Regions from separate parts of the Mus musculus genome. Here regions 2 and 3 are each linked to region 1. Evidence: chromatin loops called from intact Hi-C (ENCODE). Cell type or tissue: heart. All regions are shown on one strand. Region 1 holds the start of Gm34434 (a long non-coding RNA gene). Region 2 has its middle 4.7 kb from the start of Gm33758. Region 3 has its middle 6.2 kb from the start of Gm46828.

Evidence for each region. Peaks named below come from ENCODE experiments on the same cell type or tissue, not always from the same donor. Only the 100,000 strongest peaks of a DNase experiment are listed, where the experiment ranks them.
Region 2: it touches region 1 in a loop (2.6-fold over the local background); 5 of 42 quality-filtered maps call a loop at or near these places.
Region 3: a loop joins it to region 1, with 2.6 times the contacts of the local background. A loop is called at or near these places in 5 of 42 quality-filtered maps.

Annotation. Positions count from the first base shown.
Region 1 is chr3:144,380,071-144,382,570 of GRCm38, forward strand. It overlaps Gm34434 (a long non-coding RNA gene), which reads right to left and starts at 2,085. Exons shown (of 3, transcript XR_001784068.1): 1 at 2,040-2,085. In heart, a CTCF peak has its summit at 1,102 (motif pointing left); a DNase peak (open chromatin) is centred at 1,071; H3K4me3 peaks cover 1,329 bases; H3K27ac peaks cover 1,411 bases.
Region 2 is chr3:143,597,820-143,600,319 of GRCm38, forward strand. No RefSeq gene overlaps it. Among named protein-coding and RNA genes, the nearest start is that of Gm33758, 4.7 kb to the right of the region's middle. In heart, a CTCF peak has its summit at 1,472 (motif pointing right); no DNase peak of the experiment used is centred here.
Region 3 is chr3:144,241,284-144,243,783 of GRCm38, forward strand. No RefSeq gene overlaps it. Among named protein-coding and RNA genes, the nearest start is that of Gm46828, 6.2 kb to the left of the region's middle. In heart, a CTCF peak has its summit at 951 (motif pointing left); a DNase peak (open chromatin) is centred at 988.

The DNA of each region.
Region 1 (2,500 bases):
ATCCCCAATGTGAGGAACCCTGCCACCCAAGCACTTGGAGCCACTTGAAAGACACCAAGCTTGTCTCTCAGGCGCCATTCAAACTCCCTTCAACATATCATCCCCAAATAGAACAGAAATCTGAGGCACTAAGGGGAAAAAGAAAAAAGAAAAATGGACTTCTCAAAAAAATTATAAAGTTGTGTTTGGGGACCGAATAGGAACCCCAGTGTTCCCTGTAAGCATTAAAGGCACACCAAATGAGTGAGTGGCCTTCTCGGCGAAAAAAAAAAAAAAAAAGGCTTATATTTGGATCTCCAAAGCTCTTAAATAAGGGCAATTTTGATTCTCCTTTAAAGTGTCTCGGTAAAGCTCCCGAGCCACTGAGAGTTTTTTCCTTACAAACATTTTAGACTCCTTGATCTCAAGTCTTCGGAGACCTCACATTCCCTAACTGTTCCGTGTGGTTAATCCCTTGGTGGGAGACTCTTCTGAGGCTGCGTCCTCTTCTGAGGCTGCGTCCTGTCCCGGGTTAACAAGAAGGCAACCTTCATCTGAAGTCAACAGCGGCTCACAAGCATCTTAACTTTGGAGGGGGGTGCGGGGGGGGGGTGTTCTCTTTAATCCCTTTTTATGTCTTTCTGTGTCTCTCTGTTTCTCCGTGCCTCACTCCTTCACCCTCTGTATCTCTTTCCCTCCCTCCCCATCTCCCTTCCCCTCTGTATGCTTTCTCTCTCTCTCTCTCTCTCTCTCTCTCTCTCTCTCTCTCTCTCTCTCTCCCCCCACCCCCCAAACAAGTTCTTAGAACTTTTCTAAGACAAGACACTCAAGGCTTGGCTGTTTCTGTCTTAAGTCTCCGTATGAATGCAAATGAATTGTTCGCTGATTCATAAAATCTTCAACAAGGCCCATACTTCTTTTGTTATCAGGACGTGGTCATCTGCACATAGCCGACTGCACTCTGGTAAAGGCCATTTGGTACCTGACTCTCCCGGCAACCAGGAAGGCCAACAAGGCCTGGCTCACAGGCACCGCCTCCCAGGGCAGAGCCTCGCTCCCCTCCCTCCCGACCGCACAGCCCGTCGAAGGGCCACTCTGCGAGCTTATCCTGACCCCCAGTGGCCAGCACTGACATCCATCCCGCCCGCGCCGGGTTCCCTTTGGGCCAGCACCGCCCTAAGGCTCCTTAGATCCCAGCTTTAATTGACAATTAGAGCAAACTTCAGTTCTCACAGGCATCAGCGAGTGAAATTTCGCAACTTGCAAGTTTCACAATTCAATTCCCTTGAAGCAAAACCGACAGTTTCCCTGAGGTTTCACGCCACACCTCACCATTTGTTGTTTAACTTCCCCCACAAGTTTCTCTCACCACCCCCCACCCCACCCCACCCCCACCCCCACACTTTTATTTTCGAGTCAGCCGTGGAAACAGTTTAATTATGTTTCTGAGGTCCAGCACCCCCCCTCCCCGCTTGTCCGGATGTTGAGTCAGCAATTCATAGCGCGGGGGGGGGGGGGGGTTAATAACCACCGTAGTAGATCTTCCAGGGACCACCCCATTCCTAGGGAGCCATTAATGGCTTCCGCCCACCCTCTTGCTTAAATCCAGGCCACCCATAGGATGCAGCCAGCAAACCCTCCTGACCCAGGTATGGAAGGGCTGGCCCGGTTCAGCAACCGAATACCGGATGACTTTGGCTTCCGGATACTGCCACACTCTAGTTTTAATATAAGTATGTCCCAAATACTGGCGGGGATGCATTTGAACCAAAAAGGTATTTGTGGTTTATCTGAAATTCACATTTTTTGGGCCCTCCGTTTTATTGGGTAACCCTACTAGCGGACAAAGGAGGGGCTGGCTTTTACCAGTTTTATAGCTCAGATTCATGGATAGATCAGAGGGCCTGGCTCCTTCGAGGATTAGTGAAAACTTTCGGTTTTTAAGCAGTAAAGAAACACAACGTTGATTACTGGACGCCCTGGAAGGGCTTAGTCTGTCTCCTCTGTCCATGCCTGTAATGGTGGCCACCCTCCCCATCCCCCCCAGCAGTGGCTCTTACCACCTCATCCTCTCCTGCACAGCCAACTAACTCTCCAGGCTTCTGCTGGCTCCCCACCTACCATAGAAGTTAAAGCAAAAGTTAAAACCAAGGTAAGTACTTTTAGGGGCAGTGGATTGATTGCAGCAGTATCTTCAAGAGGTTCAAGAGGCAGCCTGTGTGCACTGACATGTAAAAGGTGTTTGAAAAACAAGTTTTAAATTACAGTTATTTTCTTTAAAAAAAAAGAAAATTAAAAAAAAAGAGGTCTACGGCCCTGGGAACAGCGTACAGATCTGTAAGCCACCTCTGCAAGTTTGTCAAATGTTAAATGGAAAATATTTGGCAGGATTTAAAATTAGCCTTGCACACATTACTTACAGATGTTTCCAACCAAGACATGAGACTGAACCACACCAAGTCATAAACCCCACAATGGTGTATTTTTTTATATCCCAAGTTAATTTTTATTATATAAGTAG
Region 2 (2,500 bases), 780 kb before region 1:
ATTTTAGCTGACCCCATTTGCATTGCTTTTCGGGGGAACCTGGTCACAGTGCCAGTGTCCCCTTCTTCTTAAGGGGCACTGCTAACCTTAATGACTGGCTTCTGGTGGAGGATTGGTTTTCATTTCATTCTGAGTCCTTAGTAACTAACAATCGTCCTCTAAATTTGCTCCCAAGGCTGTGATGGACCAAAGATGCTGTCAGAGTTTGATCCTGTCTCAACAGCAGACCAGACCCTGTCCTGACAGGGCTTTTGCACCAGCCCTATAAGGAATACTTTTAGAGACTGTATAAGAGGCCCACTGTAGTCTGTCAGCACTTGTGAAAAGTGTGCTTGTGAGTTGAGACAGACATTAGAAACTCAAACTAAAGCTAACAACTGAAAACAAACGAACAAACAAAATATGCTGAAGTTTAGGAAGATTTCGATCTGGAAGGACTATTGAAATAAAGGCCTGGGACCTTTACCCCCAACCTCGAAAGATATATCCAAGGAACTATTTACAGTATAATGACTCCAAGAACCCATAGCAAGAAGAAGGAGGAAATGGAGGAAGGACAGGAGGAAGGGGGAGAGAGAGGAGAGAGATTCCCAAACAGAATCTGTTCAGATCACGGGGAGATCTTGTTCCAATAGACTATGAGCTGGTAGGTCTGGGTAGAACCCAAGAGTCTCAGACGTTCTGGCTGGCTCGGGTGCTCTCAGGACAACACACAGACAGTGAGATATTCCCTATGGTCCACAACTGCTCTGACACTGCAGCAAGCTATTCCCTCTGTGCAGTTCTTTTCCTTCCCTGGAGACACTGGATTTCAATGGATGGTGAAGAGACCTTGAACCGTGACCTTAAGCTTGGCTGTAGGAGATAACTCTCAAGCCATAGCCCATGATAATTAAATCCCCAAAAATTGGCCACAAGAATCAGTAGTTTTAAAAATTCTTCTGGTAGTTCCAATATATACCCATGATAGAGAATAGAAGCTTTTTAACAAAAATGATATTGGTGGGACTCAAAGAAACATGACTATCGGTGGCTTCTCTGACACTGCCAGGCAATGCCATAGGTCTCTATATTTTTCATAGATAAACCCCCACATTCAGAGCTTAAACATAAAACATGGATTATGCAGCTTTCCCCTGGGTTAAGCTGCTAGGAACAATGTTAGACGACACTGAGGGCAATGTCTCCTGAAATAGGCAATGAATGGAAAGAACACAGACCTCTCTGGGTACCACTATTGTGTGAAAACAAATCCTGTTGCTGCTGGTCTGTTTGATTTTTAACCAATAATTTGGTGGTGCCATTGTAAAAATACATGCTCTATCAAACAGGCACTGCAGGTCTGCACAAACTGCTCATTGCCTTTGTGTCAGACTGATGGGTTTAGGTGCTCTGTCTTCTGGAGCTAACTGGCTACTAGAGTTACTGGTTCTTGGAGCTGCCCTCTGTCACCATTAGCTGGGCAGCAGGGGGAGCTACAGTTACCATGGAAAACACCCTGCGTGACCTGGCCCCTAGAGAACTTTTTCAAGTTCTCTTCTGAAAGTGTTTTTCCTAACAGCTCTTCAAGTCATGGCTAATGTTTACTGCCCCAACCCGAATCTGGACCAGAAATCCTCAGGTTCTTGTTGGGTCTGTAGATAATCTGACAGGAATGACAAAGGATGTAATAGTCCATAGAGCCAAGTTCAAGTCACAGCGCTACTGCTTATAGTAAATTAGGTCTTCCTGGATGATACTCCTTGTTCAAAAGGACTGAGCCACTATAACAGAATGTATCAAATATAAACTGAGTTCCTGGCTTTGACTCTGAACAAGGGCAAGGATAAGTTTTTTTGTATCAGTCCTCAGTCAAGTGGGTATGTATCAGATCAAGGACCGTTCCTAAGACTTAGATTGTAAATGTGTTGCAGAACATTGGTTGAGTAAGGACGAGGTTAGAGCCATGATACTGTTACCATGGCCTAAGAGTCTGAAAGAAAGTTTAAAACTGCTGGAAAGGAAAGAATTGATTGAACTCACTCTGCCCTGAAACACAAAGTCAGAGTGGCTGCTTTCTCAAACCTGAGAAGATTTTTGAAACTGCTATGGTTGAGCCCCTTAGAGGGAAAGCTCTCCAAAGAAATCAAGCCATGTTATTCTAACCTCCTTAAGGTGTCTAAGTATAACTCATCCCATAGCCAACGATGTTTTCCCTCTCTACTCTCAGTTGTACCTTCATCCACCCTCCCTCCCTCCTTGGTACTGATGTAGAAAAGGTGGAACCCCAGGGATTATTTAGCATACCTTTCCACTCACAGTATGGGTGTCTTTAGAATTCTTGTTCTGAGATGACCTAAATGTCTCCTCTGGGAGGAGTCAAAGGGTGATTGAACCAATACTTTTCTCTTTAGAAAACTTTGTTCACAATGATGCCCAAGGGCTTTAATGTGTTGCTATTACTGATAATTCTCTGGACAAAAATAATATGGAAACTTCATGTGATATCATGGTTTCTCTG
Region 3 (2,500 bases), 140 kb before region 1:
CTTCCAGAGGTGACACACAGTCTTCAGGCCACCTCAGTGGCTCAGCCCATCTCATCTGGAAACACAAGCCCAGTCCTGGCCTTGAACACTCCCTGGGGGCTGGACTGGAATCAGGCTATTCTTTGGGCATTGCTGTAATTATGTCGGTCAAGGCCTGTGTTCTTGACAAAGAAGACATCCCTCTTACTCAACCTGAGTAATCCTTAATGAGTCCTTGTATCTTGTGATAAATTTCATAATTATTCAGCCCTACCACTAACACCGAAATTCATCAGTCAGAGCAAATTAGCCGAGATTCATTAGAATAAGACATCTAGTAGGCACATGCACTTTATTGGCCTCTTACACCAATAGTTTTAATTAGGTACATATTTCACAGCTCTCCAGCTACTCCAGTGAAGGGCTGCCTTTATCCCTTTTATTTACAGTAACAAGCTATCAAACACACACCACCATAATTAAACTTGGATATAAAAAAAAAAACTTGTTTTATTAATGGCAGCCTATTCTAGCCTTGAATTTCTGAAACCTGCACTAGACAGATATTTTTTTTATTAATTAAATAAATACTATTCAATTAAACTAAAAAGATGGGGTGATGCACTCGAGGGGGTGGTGAGCTCGATTTAAGAGTGAGACTTTCTTCTTCCTTCCTTGCAGAGCATTTCCTCTATGTCACCTTCAGCAGGGGGAGAAAAAAATCTCTTCATCAGATATTTTAGTGATGAGAAAAGTGATTAAAATCCAGAACATTTTTAAATTATTAATACGGAATTTAAATGATGTTATAAAAAGGGAAATACGGGAGAAAATGTTACACATTCATGGAATTTTGGCTCATGCATAATAAACAGTTGAAAACACTACTTGTGCTACCCAAATGAAAGAAGCCAGGCCAAACACTTTTCTCCACGGGCAATAGCAGCAATAAACGACAAAGGGCGCCATCTGCTGGCGCTCTGCTTATAAGCGTAATTCCGAGACTCGTCAGACCTGCCAGTTAGTAGGTGGTTTAAAAAGTGTGATATATTTTTGGTTGTGAGCCTGCCTAGCCCTTTTTGGCTAGGACTAGGGGAGCTGCAGGGGATTTGCAATCCCATAGGAAGAGCAACAATATTAACCAACCAGAGCTCCCAGGGACTAAACCAACCAACCAAAGAGTACACATGGAAGGACCCATGGCTCCAGCCCCGTAGGTAGCAAAGGATAGCCTTGTTAGGTATCAGTGGAAGGAGAGGCTTGGTCCTGTGAAGGCTCGATGCCCCAGTGTGGGGGAATGCCAGGGCGGGGAGGCGGGAGTGGATACTGGTGGTGGTGAGGGAGAACCCTCACAGAAGCAGGGGGTGGGGAGATAAAATAGGGGGTTTCCGGAGGGAAAACCGGGAAAGGGGATGACATTTGAAATGCAAATAAAGAAAATATTCCCCCCCCCCAAAAAAAAAAACAGAGTGCTATAACTACCTACGATGCTTGTGTGTACTGAGACATGGGAGAACTGCAAAGAGGGATGGTTTTGCTTCATTTTCAAGCCCTTTCAAGGGTTTCAGGCAAGGCAATATTGGCTGAGGGAAGGGGCTAGCCTTTCCTGCTTTACTCACTGTGACTTGTGCCTCCTTGGAAATGTCACAGCCAGATCCTTAAAAGGTGAATGACACAGGAGCCAAACTGTACAAATCACACACCCAGGCGAGGTATTGATGCCACCCAGAGCCCCCGGACCCTAAGGTCCTGGCTTGCTGGATCGCAGAGAAGCGCAGAACTCTAGGAAGCTTCTGCCTCCTCCCCCTGCAGGTTTGTGGCATCGTGGCCACCACTCCCCATGTCTCCTCTGTGGTGCCTACATCTCCCTTCCCATCCCGGTCTTAGTTGTTCATTTGTCTGCTGCTTGAGGACCAAAGTCCTCATTGCTTAAGACCCTGTCAGGGGGCTCAGGTGAAGTAAATCAAGTAACACTTGAACAGAGGTGATCTGTATTGGTTAATTAAACCAGTTTGCACATGCCAGTAAACAAAAGGATATGTGCAGCAGCCTTTGAGTGGCATCTCTGAAACATTCAGATCCTAGGCCCATTATCTCAACAGCTGCAAAGGGACTCTGTCACTAAGCCTGGCCAGCCAAACCTGCCTTTGTGGGGCTGCCAGACTTACAGCTTGGATGTCCACATTTCTAGAGAGCACAGTAAAGGACCCTTCTTGCTGGCTATATTTGCGTTGTATAATAGGGAACTAGATAATTTTAAGGATTCCTTTCATGTGGTTATACTTTTTGTTTGTTTTGGTCTTTAGGACAGTCTTCTAGGTGTTCTGGAATTCATTATGTAGCCCAGGCTAGCCTTGAAACCATGGGTATCTGCCTCTGCCTCTGCCTCTGCCTCTGCCTCTGCCTCTGCCTCTGCCTCTGCCTCTGCCTCTGCCTCTGCCTCTGCCTCTGCCTCTGCCTCTGCCTCTGCCTCTGCCTCTGCCTCTGCCTCTGCCTCTGCCTCTGCCTCTGCCTCTGCCTC